Linked DNA regions of Homo sapiens: region 2 is linked to region 1. The links are chromatin contacts, found by Hi-C or POLR2A ChIA-PET in ENCODE. All regions are on one chromosome and are shown on one strand. The core of a region is the stretch at or near the end of the contact, and the rest is flanking DNA. Distances in the headings are between cores, read along the strand shown.

Region 1 (7,503 bases), core at 3,577-6,076:
ACGGGAGCGGGTTGCCCAGCACAAGCAACTGCAGGCCCTGTCTCACCTGCTGCCTCGGCTGCGGGCAGGTGAGCATGCAGGGACCCTGGGCCTCAGCCTCCAATAGTCAGTCCACAAACACCCATCCCTAATCAAGGGGCTGGGGCACTAGATGGGGAACTGCATAGAGCAGCACACCAGGGACCTCCCAGACAGTAGCCCGGGCTTCCCATGGCCTATGAGGCAGCTCATCCTGGGATTCCCACGTGTGGGATGCTTGAGTCAGGACAGACACCCAGTCATGTGACTCTGGCCACCTGGTTATCAGTATATTCAAACTCTTCCCTAACAGAGTGGCTGAGCGAGTACTGGCAGGACCCCCCGATTTCCCCTGCCTTCCCTCCAGGATCCTCAGCTTCCTCATATTCCATGAGTTCATGGGTTGACCTCTGGCCCACCAGGTCTTTAGGACATTGCCAAGATCCTCTTAGATTGGCCAGTACTCTACTGGTTATTTATTTATTTATTTATGGTTTTTTGTTCATTTTTTGTTTTGTTTTGTTTTTGAAACAGAGTCTCACTCTGTCACCCAGGCTGGAGTGCAGTGGTGTGATCTCGGCTCACTGCAACCTCCATATCCCAGGTTCAAGCAATCCTCCTGCCTCAGCCTCCCCAGTAGCTGGGATTACAGGCATGTGCCACCATGCCTGGCTAATTTTTGTATTTTTAGTAGAGATGGGATTTCACCATGTTGGCCGGGCTGGTCTCAAACTCCTGACCTCAAGTGATTCACCCACGTTGGCCTCCCGAAGTGCTGGGATTACAGGCATGAGCCACTGTGCCCAGCTTACTCTACTGGTTGTTAAATATTTTATGCATCACCCCCGCCCTGGGCCTCAGTATCCCCTGCTGTACACATTGAGGCGGTGGGAAGGCTGAGACCCAGGGCCGTCTCCTTTTCACTCTCATTAGTGCCGGCTGCAGTGTCCCACACACAGACTCTGATTGATGGCCAACAGTTCTTGGAGGCATATGTGAGCCTTCGGGAGCTGGAGCAGCTGCGAGAGGATACGTGGGCACCCCTGGGGGGCCTGGAGTTGCCAGTCTTCCAGGGGCTGGACCTTCTGTTCGAGGCACTGGGCCAGGCTGTGGAAGCAGCTGCAGGGGCCGCAGGGAAGCTGGCACGGGAGGACCCAGCCCTGTTGGTGGCTGCTGTGCGTGTGGCGGAGGTGGAGACTGGACGAACAACCCCCCTGGGCCAGGTCCCCCGGGACTGGCGTCAGCGCTGTCTGAGGGCACTACAGGAGGGCCTGGAGCAGGCCCACTTTGGGTCACCTCTGCTGCCTGCACCAGGGGCCCTACCAGGGTGGCTGGAGGCTCTGCGAGTGGCCCTGCCAGTCGAGTTGGCCACAGCTGAGGCACTAGTAGCGCCTTGCTGCCCGCCACAGTACAACGTGGTCCAGCTATGGGCCCACACGCTGCATAGTGGTTTGCGCCGCAGCCTGCAGAACCTCCTTGCAGGGCCTGAGCTAGAAGCTGCGGATGCCTTCGCCTTGCTGCACTGGGCACTGCATGTGTACCTGGGGTCAGTGCCTTTGGGGCAGCGGGACATGGGGGATCAGAGGCTGGGGGCTTGGTGGCTTGGTGTGACACCAGGCCACCTATCTCCAGGCAGGAAATGATGGGGAGCCTGGAGTTGGGGCCTGAGGCTGATGTGTCCCAGCTGGAGCCCCTTCTGACCTTGGAGAACATTGAGCAGCTGGAGGCAACATTTGTGGCCAACATCCAGGTGAGTAGTTGAGGCACAGGTCCAGAGAAGTCCTACTTATCTGCTGTGGGCCTTTATCTGCAGAGTGGAATGTCTACCCATCTCCAGCAGGGTCAGATCCCTGCTACATTCCTTTGCCCCTGGCCCCTCCCCCCAGGCAAGTGTGTCTCAGTGGCTGCAGAATGCACTGGATGGGGAGGTAGCTGAGTGGGGCCGGGAGCATGGGCCCAACACAGACCCGTCTGGCTCCTATTACTCACCAATGCCAGCCATTGTGCTGCAGGTAGGTGGGAAGTGGCCAGACAGGCAGGCAGCCTCCATGGGGCAGTGGGGAGGAGAGGAAGGAGGGAGGCTTTGCCGATGGCTGCTCATTTCTGCCTGCAGATCCTGGAAGAGAACATTCGTGTGGCCAGCCTGGTCAGTGAGTCACTGCAACAGCGAGTGCATGGCATGGCACTGTCAGAACTGGGCACATTCTTGAGGAGGTTTGCTGAGGCACTGACCCATTCCTGATCCCTATCCCTGCTCCCCAGGCAGCCCAAAGGGGCTCTGAGTGAATAAGACATGTCACAGGGAAAGGGCTCTTTCAAACAAGGACTTGGGTATCTTGGAGGTGGGACAGGAGTACCAGGGACTGGGGCTGTGGGGATGCCAGCATAGCAGCAAGTCCAGGAGCCACCTCTGCCCATTGCAGCTTCAGTGATGCTCTGATCCGATTCTCCCGAGACCACTTCAGGGGGAAATCAATGGCCCCTCATTACGTGCCCTACCTACTGGCCGCCCTCAACCACAAGTCAGCACTCAGGTACCAGAAGGCCCCCAGGGAACCCCACCTTCACTAACCCCCTATTGAGTACCTATTATGTATGGGCTCAGCCCACACTAGGACACTAGGGACTTTGGACTCACATCGCCCTGGGGTTCCAATTCTAGTTCTGCTAATTACTAGTTGTGTGACCTTGGATGAGTTACCTAATCTCTGTGAATCTCACTTTTCTCATTAGTATTATGGGGGTACTAATGGAATGTTCTGAGAATCACATGAGATAACATGTAAAGTGGCCACCATAGTGCCTGGCACATGGTGTCAATTGTTCATTCGTCCAGCAAATATTTCAAGGCCCTACTCTGTGCCAGTAATGTCTGGGGTTACAGCTGTGTGTATACACGCACACACACACACACTCCCTTCCTCTTGGGTGGTATGTTCTTTTTGGTGGGGGCAAGGAAAACAAGTGATGATTTTTTACTCCCTCCTCACTGGGATACTTCCCTTCCTTTACGAATGAGGAAACAGAAACCGAAAGAATGTTTTCCTCAAGGACGCACCGCGAATTTGAGGCAGGTCTCGCTGGGCTGTGTCCTTTGCAGCTCGCCAAGCGCCCGTCTCCCAGCCCTGGTCCATGCCTGGGACCAGAAGTGCAGAGAGCCGCTGTTCTCGCTCCCTCCCGTCAAACACTTGCCCCACAAGGTGGCGCCGGAGGGTCTGGACCACCGAGGGCCATGCGGGCCTTGGCCTTGGTCCTGAAGCCGTAGTTTTGCTTGGTCCAGCTCCTCAGTGTCTGTCCTGCAGCTGGACGGGGCGCCTTCAGGGGCCTTGGCTCCAGTGGAAGCTGCGCTGGACGAGTTGCAGAGGAGGATCTACCGCTTGGTGTTGGAGGCGCTGCAGGCGGAGCTCCAGGTGAGGCCTCCTTCAGGTCAGGATGGGAGCAGGTGGAGAGGTGGCGGTACAGCTACGTATGGGGGTCTCCGCGGCAATGCCAGATCTGGATCATTTCCCCAGCCCCTGTTCGCGGATCTGCCCTCGCGCCAATGGCTGTCGAGCCCTGAGCTCCTGCAAAGTGTGTGTGAACGGACGGGGCGCTTCTGCCGGGACTTCTGGCGCGTGCGGAACCCCACGGTTCAGGTGGGTTGGGGGAAAAGATTGGGGAAGGGGCGGCGCGGGTGAGAGGCGACCTGCACCCGCCTGATTGCCTCCCCGCAGCTGCTGCTGGCTGAGGCCGAGCGTGCCGTGGTGCTCCAGTACCTGAGCGCGCTGATGCAAGGCCGCCTGGTGTGCCGCGGAGCCGACGAGAGGACCCAGGCGGCCGAGCGCCTGCGGCACGATGCTGCCCAGCTTCAGCAGCTTTTCCTCAGTTTGGTGAGAGCTTCTTGGGCGGGCAGACGGGCGAGAGTCTCAGTGGCTGGGTGGGAGAGAGGGCTGGCGCGAGACCCTACCCCGACGTGCTCAGGGCCTGGAGGAGAACGCGCACTGCGCGCCGGTGCTGCTCGCCCTGAGGGAGCTGCTAAACCTCCGCGACCCCGCGCTGCTGGGCCTGGAGGTGGCTGGCCTGCGGCAACAATTTCCCGACGTGAGGTGCGGACTGGGGGCCAGAAGGGAAGAGAAGCCGGAGGGCGGGGAGGACGGGGCTGACGCGCCTCCTTGGTGCCCCTGCAGCGAGGACCACGTCTCCGCCCTCTTGGGCCTGCGCGGGGACTTGTCCCGGGAGCAGCACCTGGCCGCGCTCAGCTCCCTGCAGGCTGCGCTGCCGCCGTCGCCCCGCGCGAGCCGCCGCGTCCTCTTCAGCCTAGTGCCCGCGCCCGCGCTCGCGCCGGCCTCCTGCCTGCCCTCGGGGTCCTGCGCCCGAGCCCTGCTGCTCGCAGAATAAACCACGGCTGCCGGACGCCTGAGTCTGTGTGTGTTGGGGAAGGTGGGATGGAATAAAAGTGCCCACGAGGGTTGAGGGAATTCTTGCAGAGTGACACGCTTAAAGTATCCTGGCTCCCGTCCTGGTACACGGGCTGCGCCCCGCCTATGCAGGCATCTGCCCTCTGTGCAGACTGCGTTCCCGAGGCCGCGGGCTACGCCCCCACGTCTCCGCGCCCAGGCCGTGAGCAAGAGTCTCCGCCGCCCTGGCCGCCTGGAGCCCCTGAAGCCCAGCAACTCGCTGTGGCCTTGGGAAGGGGGCGGGCCCAGGACCACGAACACCGCCCCCTCAACCCTGCCTGGCTTCGCTCCCAGTGGCCTCGGGGGCGCGCCGCCGCGGAGACTGACGCGAAGCCCCACGCTTTCGTAAGAGCGTGCGCGCGCCCGAGGACGTACGTCATCGGCGACGGCTCCCGCCGGCTGGGCGTCCGGTGGCCGGTGTAGCAGAGCGGGAGCGGCGGGCGGCGAGCAGAGGAGCTAACAGGTGGGGGCACGGCACGCGGACGGACCCCCCCAAAGGCCGGGAGGAGGCGCGCGACGCGACCTTTCCTGATCTCCCGGAGAAGCCTCCACTCCATTGTCTCCTGGCCCCACCCTCCATTGGGCACGCCCTTCACCTTATCCCCCACCACTTATTGGCTGCAGGTCACGCCCCTCCTCTATTTCTGGTTCCCCATTGGCTCTTCACCTTGTCCTCTCCGGGGCTTCTCTCCGCACAGGCCACACCCTCTCATTTGTCACTAGACCCCGCCTTAATAGTGGGGGGCTCCTCCCCCATCCATCCTTCATTCATTATGCACCCAGTGCTGGGTGCTTGGTACACGGGGGTGAATCAGACCCCATTCCTGCCTTCGGGGAGTTCAGGGGATTGTGGGAGGACACGGACCTAGACTCCAACAGTGACAGCTCTGAGTAAAGAAGTCGCCGAAGCAGTGGGACACTAGACGCGGGGAAGGCTTCCTGGAGGAAGTGAGGCCTAAACTGAGCCTTGAAGAATGGTTAAGAGTTTGCTCCAGGAATATATTGCAAAGGCATTCTTGGCGGAAGGACCCGAGACGTGAAAAAAACAGGCGTATTCTGGTAATTTCGAGGAGGTATGTCGAATGAAAGAAGGGGAGATGGAGGGGACTGGGCCAAGCAGAAACCTGTAAAGGGGTGAGGAGTCCAAAAAACTGTACAGTTAGTTAAAGGGAGTGAAGCCTGGGACCTGAAGTCTTTTCAAGCAGCTGGTCATTAGGCAGGGTAGAGAGGAGTGGAGAGGGGGAAGATGAAGTCTAGATAGGGAAGCAAAGTGCAGGGAAGGAATAATTCTAGTTCTGAAAGAAGAGCTCTTGGATTCATTTATTTATTGAGCAATTGCTGCGGGCCAGGCACTGTTCTGGGTTCTGGGGACACAGCTGTGAATGTTGGAAAAGATAAAACAGATAACTATCAAATATACCTATCATACAAATATAAACTGTACTGAAGTACACTCCAGATGGTGATGACTGCTACAAAGAACAATAATTTGGGGAAGGGGAGATAGTGGAGAGGGGAGAGGAGGTTTACTATTTTATTGAGGGTGTGTTAGGCTTTTCTAATAACATGGTATTGATGCAGAGATTTGAGGAAAGTGAGAGAGTGACCCATGCCATTATACAGGGGGAGGAACATCCCAGACAGAGGACATATTCTGTTTGATATGCCTATTAAACATTCAAGTGATGACACTGCAGTGAAGATGGACATGATGGCATGTGCCTGTGGTTCCAGCTAGTTGGAAGGCTGAGGTGGGAAGATTGCTTGAGGCCAGGAATTCAAGACCAGCCTGGGCAAATAGACAGTATCTCAAATTGCACTGAAATTGGCAACACTGGTCTAAAGTTTATGGAAGAAGTCTGAGCTAATGTATGTAAAACCACAAGAGTGGATGAGAACATCTAGGGAGTGAACGTAAATGGAGAAGTTTCCATAGGCAAGTCCTGGAGCATTACAGTATTAAGAGGTCAGGGAGACAGGGATGACCAGCAAGGTAGGAGGAGAACTAAGTTCGACTGTGTTTGGAAAACCAAGTGGACAGCATGTTTCCAGGAGGCAGTGACTTTTTTTTTTTTTTTTTTTTTTGAGATGGAGTTTCGCTGTTGTTGCCCAGGCTGGAGTGCCATGGCACAATCTTGGCTCACCGCAAACTCCGCCTCCCGGGTTCAAGCGATTCTCCTACCTCAGCCTCCCGAGTAGCTGGGGTTACAGGCATGTGCCACCACGCCCAGCTAATTTTGTATTTTAGTAGAGACGGGGTTTCTCCATGTTGGTCAGGCTGGTCTCGAACTCCCGACCTCAGGTGATCCGCCCGCCTCGGCCTCCCAAAGTGCTGGGATTACAGGCGTGAGCCACCCTGCCTGGCCTCCAGGAGGTAGTGATTAACTGTATCGGGTGCTGATCAATATGAAGGTCATTGCTGGTCATTGGTGACCTTGATCAGATCAATTTGGATGGAGTGCTGGGAACAAAAGGCTAATTGGAGTGAATTTAAGAGAGAACAGGAAAAAAGGAACTGGAGACTGGGTATAGATGACTCGAGGTATGTGCTGCAATAGGAGCAAGTGGAGGGAGATGCAGCGGGGCTGTAGCTGGAGGAGTGTGGGTTCTAGTGAGGGTTTTGTTTTGTTTTTTAAGATGGAGAAGTAACAGCATGTGTTTATCCTGATGGAAAGAGTCCAGTAGAGAGGAAGAGATTGATGATGTAGGAGAGAGGAGAAATGCTGGAAGTGAGTCACTGAGCAGGCAAGGGAGCTCAGCAGCTGGAGCCTCTCCAGGTAGTCTCTGGGGAGGGTTGGGATTGGACTGAGTCCTGGAACAGAGTCGGGGTGAGCGCCCTGACACTGGCTTTGGATGACCACTGGAAAGATCCCTCAGATAGGGGACAAGCCAGAGATTGGCTTGGATTTGCTGAAGCTTCCTTCTGCTTCCCAAAAGCAGATTCTAATTTGGATTTCAACAGATGGCTCAGAGGAGAGAGGGCATTCTGGGGGGTACCGGCGTAAGCATGGGGCCCTCAAACATTGAAACTGACTGAGGCCAAATAGGC
Region 2 (7,503 bases), core at 3,529-6,028, 430 kb after region 1:
TAAATAATACTATTAAGTAATAATCAGACATTTACACTGATAACCTTCTGCTGGGAAGATTTTTTCATCTGTTTTAAAAGGTCTGAACTGTGGCTCTTAGAAAAGGTAAACAAATGGCTGTCTTGGCCTGCAAGGGCAAGGTTTTCTAAGGGTGACCCAGGACAACTGCACCCAGTACTACGAAAGTAAATAACAGCCTCAACTGGAAATACAGAAAACTTCTCCTCACCAGCATCTACCCACATTGATAAGATGAGATAATAATGAATGAAAAAGCTTAAAGAAAACTATTTCCTAGTAATCATCACCAGAAAATATTTGTTTACAGATACCAGCTGTATATTCTTTCTTTATAGAAAGTATCCCTTAAAAACCAAATAGTTAAAAACTTCCTTCCTCATTGTGCAGCCTATATTTTGAGTTTTGATCTAGCTGACCATGTGTTTTTAAAAGCAAATTTCAAAAGACCCTTATTCTTAAAAATATTATCAAACCTAATATTTAACAAGTGTTGATATTCTTTTCTATTCTATCAAGTTATGGAGCCCTTTGGGAAGACTGTATCTCTAAGATACGTAAGCTGTTTTTTATTTTTATTTATTTATATATTTTGAGACAGAGTCTTGCTCTGTCGCCCAGGCTGGAGTGCAGTGGTGTGCTGTCAGCTCACTGCAACCTCTGCCTCCCGAGTTTAAGCAATTCTTGTGCCTCAGCCTCCCGAGAAGCTGGGACTACAGTCACGTGCCACCATGCCTGGCTACTTTTTGTATTTTTGGTGGAGAGAGATTATTGCCACGTTGACCAGGCTGGTCTCGAACTTCTGACCTCAAGTAATCCACCTTCCTCAGCCTCCCAAAGTGCTGGGATTATAGGCATAAGTCACCGTGCCTGGCCGGTAAGATGTTTGTTAACTGTCCTCACAGGAATGTTGAATTAACAATCAAATGTTTATAAACTTTTGTTTCTTGACTGAAAGATGTTGTATTACTACTGTCAATTAAGTTATAATTACTGAAGAAGTCACAGTGATAGCAACTAGCTTAATATTAGGCACTCAGGTTTTTAAAATTGAAGTGGGTTTCCACATGATGAGAAGCCCTGGCATTTCTCACTCTGTAGTTTATATCCTTAGGTATAAGTTAAGCATATCCAAATAAGCACTTATTTGCATCTCAGGACCTTTGTTCAGCAAATACTAATATATTCTACAATTCTAATTATAGAAAAAAGAAGAATTCGCAAAAACTTTACTGAAGAAGAAGTAAATTACCTTTTCAATGGAGTTAAGAAAATGGGAAATCACTGGAATTCAATTTTGTGGTCTTTCCCCTTTCAGCAAGGACGGAAGGCTGTGGACCTTGCTCACAAATACCACAAGCTGACCAAACACCCCACGTGTGCAGCTTCTTGATTGAAAGAAGACTGTCAGTTTTTAGTTTGGATTCTTAAAATACAGTGCCTTGAAAGATACATTTAAAGTATTTTTCTAAACTCTCATGAGAAGGAATGTGGAAATGAGGATACAGTTTTCATTAAACAGTTTTTGTGATGCTGAAACTCATCAAATTACAATGATTTATAAAGCAAATATATCATCAGTGTACAGATTAGTAAGAAAATTCCTTCATAAGATCAAACATTTGTTTAGGAATATGCTTTTATTTTTCCTTAAGCTTAAAGGACACAGAGAAAAGAATTAGCCTTTAAATGTTATTTGACATTATATTGCAATAAATACTATGTGGGACATTTGGATTTTAGTATTTTTATATGGTACAAAAGTCCCTCCCCAGAATTCAGAAAGAATAGTTCCCCAAGCTATTTAACTAAGGTTCCCATACACTAAATCAATATTTGACATTTTGTTAATTAAAATGTTTCCTTGGCTGTGGTGGTGGCCCATATTTGTAATCCTAGCACTTTGGGAGGCCAATGTGGGAGGATCACTTGAGGCAAGGAGTTTGAGACCAGCCTGGGCAACATAGTGAGACCCCTATCTTTACAAAAAAATTTAAAAATTAGCTGGATGTGGTGGCATGCCCCTGTGGTCCTAACTACTTGAGAGGCTGAAGTGGGAGGATCGCTTGAGCCCAGGAGTTCGAGGTTGTAGTTAGTTATGAGTGTTTCACTGTACTCTGGCCTGGACAAGAGCAAGACCCTATCTCTTAAAAAAGTTTCCTCTTCTATTGTTTATTGTAGTATCCTAGAGGAAAAAAAAAAAGTTTCTTCTTCTAAAGACTAATTATGCAGTTGCTTTGAATACTCCCACATCATATAGTCAGGTTCACTTCTTTTTGGTGTATGTTTATTTGCTTTAGCTTTTCAGAAATGTCTACACTTTCCCTTCTTCTCCCTCTGTATCTTTATCCTTCATACTGATGAGCCCTAGTTACTTCATGTTGCAGCAGAACGATGTCTTGTCCCCTTATGAGTTTAGTCACTGACCACTGGATACCTCTGTCTTTGCAAAATGTGTCCAGAAATGTCACCCTAAGAAATCCAGCCTGACTGGCATGGGGGGCTAGCTTCTTTGTTAGCATCAGTGAGGTTTTATGGGTTCTACCCTAAGATGTTTCTTGGCATTCTACATGACCAACTCTTAGATTATAGTTAATACAGTAATGACGTTTAGATTATCATTTTTATTTCAAATAATTTCCTATCCTATTCCTATGCATTTTTAAATTAAATTTTACTTTATTTGACAGTCTTACTCTGTCGCCCAGGCTAGAGTGCAGTGGTGTGATCTCAACTCCCTGCAGCCTCTGTCTCCTGGGTTCAAGCAATTATCGTGCTTCAGCCTCCCAGGCAGCTGGGATTACAGGCGGATGCCACCATTCCTGGCTAATTTTTTTTTTTTTTTTTTGTATTTTTAGTAGAGACGGGGTTTGGCCATGTTGGACAGGCTGGTCTGGAACTCCTGACCTCAAGTGATCCGCCAGCCTCGGCCTCCCAAAGTGCCGGGATTACAGGTGTGAGCCACCGTACCTGGCCTTCCTATGCTTTTTTGTTAAACTCTTCCACAGGACTTTAATAGTTCCTGCTAAATTTCAACTTGTTAGATTTAGTCTCTGCTCAGTTTGTCATGCAGTAGATAAGGCAACCCTTCCTGCTTCAGGTCATCCACAACTTCCATGACTGCTGCTGTATTCTTATCCAAGTCACTGATGGCACCCTGAATTGGCTGGCCAGGGCAGGAGGTTTGGGCAGGCCCCTAGCAGCCTCATCTGCTGGTCCCTCCTCTTCATCAGCCACCTCTGGGCTAGTCTTTAATAAGCCTCAGTGCTATCATCCAGCATTGATTTCACTTTCGCATCTAAGATGTGAATTGTCAAATGCCCTGTTGAAATCTGCATTTGCTGTATCTGCAGCATCCGCCTACCTGGTACTCCTGCAAAAAAGAAAGATACTGTGTAAATCTGGTATTCTCTTTTCCTTTAGTGTTTAATCACAAAATTTCACTTAGTGCTGATTAAGCTCACTGGCCTGTAATTTTCATCTCCATCTTCTGTCCTGTGAAAATTCAGCACTGCTTGCCCTTTTAGGACTTCTGGCACTTTGCCTGATTTTCCCAGATTTCCAAGGGAGGAACTCAGTGGGTTTTCACTCTCGTCTTGTTTAAACCTTACATCCAGTTTGGCAGATGATATGCCCATTTGTTTTATCCCGTAATTCATGCCGCCAGATTTTTTGGCATCAGGATCACAATCCTACTCATCTGAAACCTACTTAGGTGGTGCTTTTCTGCCACATTCCACTTCCTTGTGATATTTAGAAATGTCTTGTTAGCCTGTTTCCATAGAGAATGGCAAGAGCCCTCAAGTAGAGGCCACACCTAAAATTAAGCTTGATAATGGAATGTATGTTTTTCCTTCGGTTACTCTCCGCTCTTTCCCTTTTCCATCCCCTTTCCTTTTATTTTTCTCCCCGCTCTGCACCTGCCAGCTGGCCCCCAAGGAAATTAAGGGCTCCTCTTCTGGTGTGAAATGCTGGCTCCCTGAAAACATCATTTTAAAAAGCATGTTAATAAAGCAAAGCCAAGTGTATTATGCACTGCGGTCAAGAGCACTACTTCACAGTCTTTAGTCTTCGGAGGAGGAGGGGGAAATGCAGGATATTTATGAGGATTCTGGGGTCTTCCTTAAGGCTAGTCTTTCAATGCAGGGCTTGAGTAGGGTTAGGCCAAGTTCATGATATAATGGTCCAAGGTTGGGGAATAAATTAGAAGTACCGAATGTTATCTTCTAGCCTTGGGTCCTTGGGTGGGTTTCTTAAATTTTTTGAGCTTCAGGTTCCTCATCTGTGAAAGGGTTAGATAAGATTCAGTGAGATAATGTGTGACTCTGGCACATGGTGAGCTCTAGATAAATGGCGCTTTTGTGTCCATCAGTCTCATTCCCAAAGCCTAGGCTTTCGGGTCGGTCATCCGGCTGCCCGACCCGCGACGGCGCAGGGGAATCGGCGAGCGTGGCGGGGTGCTGCGCTGCGCCCCTCAGCCGGCAGAGGCCGCCAGCGCGCCCTCGGTCCGGACGGTGCCCGCCCCTGCCACCGCCTCCCCGCGCATGGCTGCCCCGGCGGCTGCCTGACCGCCGCCCGCCACCTCGGCGGCCTCGCAACCCGTGGGAGCCCGTGGCCATCGCAGACCTAGAGGACACGTTGGGCGGCGCAGTCGCCGCGGCAAGGTCGGCGGGCGGCGCGGCGCGAGGGACGGCGAGCGGGGGGCGGCCCGGCCCGGGTCCTCGCGGGTCCTCGGCGGGCCCGGGGGAGGGCCCTCTTTGTGGCTGCAGTTGGCAAGATGGCGCCGGTGGGGGTGGAGAAGAAGCTGCTGCTAGGTCCCAACGGGCCCGCGGTGGCGGCCGCCGGCGACCTGACCAGTGAGGAGGAGGAAGGCCAGAGCCTATGGTGAGGCCGCGGGCGGTCGGGCCGGGCCGTGGGGGGCGCGGCCTCTGGGCCGGACCGTCGGACACACTGAGGGGCCGACGCGAGCCGGGCCATCCCAGCCCGGCCCGGGGCTGACCACTCTTGCCATTGTCGCCACAGGTCCTCCATTCTGAGCGAAGTGTCCACCCGCGCCAGGTCCAAGCTGCCGTCCGGCAAGAACATCCTGGTCTTCGGTGAGCGCCGGCGGCGGGGCGTTGCCCCAGGTCGCTGGGGTGGGCGAGGCGGGCGCCCCTCCCTCAGGTCCCCGCCTTCCCCGTTCCAGCCGCCTGCCCGCAGCCTGGCGGGAAAGGGACCGTCGGCCCTGGCCGGTCAGCTGGAGAGTGGTCAAGCCTCCAGCGCCTGAGGGTGGGATGCTGCCCTCTTTGGAGAGCGTAGTGGTGCTTTGGGGTTGTCGGCATATTGTTTCAGTCACTTGGCCCTCTATGCCTTCATTGCCTCGACGGTTACCAAATTGAGGTCGTGGAGAGGGGAAGCTAGTAGATGAGATTAGGTGGAGAAGGTGGGAGAACGAGGTGACCTGGGCTCGGAGCTGTGGGGAAATGACCACGGGAGCCTTCTTTGAGCCTCATCAGTAGTGCATAGTCCGAGGTTTTAGGGACTTTGCAGAGGACAGAGAGTCAGCACTGGGGACGTTTCCTCCATTATGCTAGCCCTCACTGCTAGGTTACCTGAGTCAGGTCCCTTACTCCCTCTGGCCTCACTCTCCTCAAGTGAGGGAGTTTGGGTACATTCACACAGCAAGTCCATTTGTTGCTTGGGACCTGTGGGCTGGGCACAGGCTCAGCATAGGCGACTCTTAAACACTATAGAAGAATCTCAGTCTGGTGGAAGACAGATGTATTGGTGATTGCATTGCACCATGCCGATTATTGTGGAAGCATTACACTGCTTAGAGCTGGTGAAGGAGGATGATTCGGGGGTTGAGTATTTTGCAGAAAAGTGTCAGTATGCAGGGACACAGATGACAAGAGGGTGTGGGGTTTGGAAACTGCTAGAAGCGCCTTGTGGTTGGTGGCTGCTAAGGTAAGTTGGGGGCAGATTGTGGGAAGGCTGAAGAGTTAGTGCTGTTTCCTGAAGTTCTCTGATTTTTCAAATGGCTTTTATCTCACCTCCATCCCCCAATTCCCATGGGAATCACTGCCTTGGTAGTTTTCCTACTGTTAGAATGTGTGACCTTTCTCAGGAATTGACTGTGGTAGGTAATACCGGACCCTTAGAGATCTTCAAGAAGTGGGGGATCAAGATCACCAGATCTGAGTTTTAGAAAGAACGCTGCCTGCAGAGGGACAGTAGCTCAAAATGAGCAGGTACTGAAGTCAGGCTGACAGGTCCTCACCTTGGTCTGGATGCAGAGGGCCTGAATAAGGTAGAGGCATTGGAGATGGAGAGGAGGTCTTTGATCTGTGGACTGACTGCCTTTCAATTCTCATGTTCTGTAATTCCATATTATTAAATGGCAGAAGTGCCTAGTAATGTTTGGCGATGGTTCTCCTTGATGTTTAAGGATCCGGGGAAGGGGGGTGTTGTTTGGGTGGAGGGAGATGAAGAAGTGCTTAATAATTAACTGAGATTGTACTGAAGAGTTTTGCTAGGTCTATAATTATTTTCGTCAGTTTCTTAGCCTTCAGAATGTTTGTGAAGGAGATGTACTAAAATCAAAAGTGAATAACTTCCATTCTTCACCATTGTGAAGCAGGATCAGACTTTTTTTAGTTCACAGTACCTGGACTTTTAGGTTAATTGTATCATATTTTGAAGATTTCTTGTTTTTCTTGTGGTGAAACTTTTTCTTGTGAGAAACTAACCCTACCTTTTACTTTCACTTCTCCGAATGCATGTCTTATAAATTATAGATAGGGCCTGTGGACCTGCCTCATTATTTCCCTTTTGAAGTAAGGATAACTGCAGTAGAATGTCATTTTAGATCTTGGAATTTGCTGCCTTTACCACCCTCTCCTCCCCACCCTCCCAACCACTCTTCCAGCAAAGTCCTTTGTTTATGAAAGCAGGTGAGACTTCAACAGCAGACTTTGCATGAAATTCTTAGTTTCTCCGTGTCATGTGAGTGTCATGCCTCCCCATCCTTGCCCGGAATAAACAGTACACCTTTGTCTTGCAAACATCCTTTGTAGGTGAAGATGGTTCTGGTAAAACAACCCTCATGACTAAACTACAAGGAGCTGAGCATGGCAAAAAAGGAAGAGGCCTAGAATATCTCTACCTCAGTGTCCATGATGAGGACCGAGATGGTGAGTGAAGCATTGGTCCCATGGTAAGGGGGTGTATGCAGGACTCTGACTGCTTCCTTGGGTGCAGTTCCTGCAGCATGGCCAGGCATTCTCAGTTTTCTGTTTGGTTCTCAGAGAGTTAATCACAGAATAGATGAAGTACGTATCTTTTGCAGGACTTAACCCCCTTTATAGAGTATGTTAGCAAAATTGGGGAATGGGACACTTAGCTGTTGCTCTGGCTAGCCTGCCTTTAAAAAGAGATACTGAAGATAAATTTTTACTTAACCCATAAAGGTGGTAAGAAAGATTTTTTAAAGCTTTGGAGTTTTAT

The links. Hi-C counts contacts between places; a loop is a spot of excess contacts on that map. ChIA-PET counts read pairs that join two places held with the same protein, here RNA polymerase II (POLR2A). Pooled maps may share reads with other maps.
Region 2: a loop to region 1 is called in a pooled map, with 6 times the contacts of the local background. The contact joins the promoter of DYNC1LI2 here to the promoter of MATCAP1 in region 1. A Hi-C loop is called at or near these places in 6 of 50 pooled maps. POLR2A ChIA-PET finds 5 or more read pairs at or near these places in 2 of 52 experiments (H1 and HCT116).

The regions. Positions count from the first base shown.
Region 1 is chr16:67,181,286-67,188,788 of GRCh38, reverse strand. It overlaps MATCAP1 (microtubule associated tyrosine carboxypeptidase 1), which reads left to right and starts at 4,826. Exons shown (of 7, transcript NM_001040715.2): 1 at 4,826-5,527. It overlaps EXOC3L1 (exocyst complex component 3 like 1), which reads left to right. Exons shown (of 14, transcript NM_178516.4): 4 at 1-68; 5 at 952-1,564; 6 at 1,651-1,768; 7 at 1,905-2,030; 8 at 2,132-2,232; 9 at 2,442-2,552; 10 at 3,299-3,428; 11 at 3,531-3,653; 12 at 3,732-3,887; 13 at 3,979-4,103; 14 at 4,185-4,410. The coding sequence ends at 4,395. RefSeq lists an enhancer at 3,308-3,407.
Region 2 is chr16:66,748,884-66,756,386 of GRCh38, reverse strand. DYNC1LI2 (dynein cytoplasmic 1 light intermediate chain 2) reads left to right here and starts at 4,778. Exons shown (of 13, transcript NM_006141.3): 1 at 4,778-4,902; 2 at 5,041-5,114; 3 at 7,074-7,190. The coding sequence starts at 4,796. DYNC1LI2-DT (DYNC1LI2 divergent transcript) reads right to left here and starts at 4,635. Exons shown (of 2, transcript NR_133569.1): 1 at 3,487-4,635; 2 at 1,644-3,391. It overlaps TERB1 (telomere repeat binding bouquet formation protein 1), which reads left to right. Exons shown (of 19, transcript NM_001136505.2): 19 at 1,224-1,747. The coding sequence ends at 1,411. RefSeq lists an enhancer at 4,422-5,137 and a silencer at 4,351-5,150.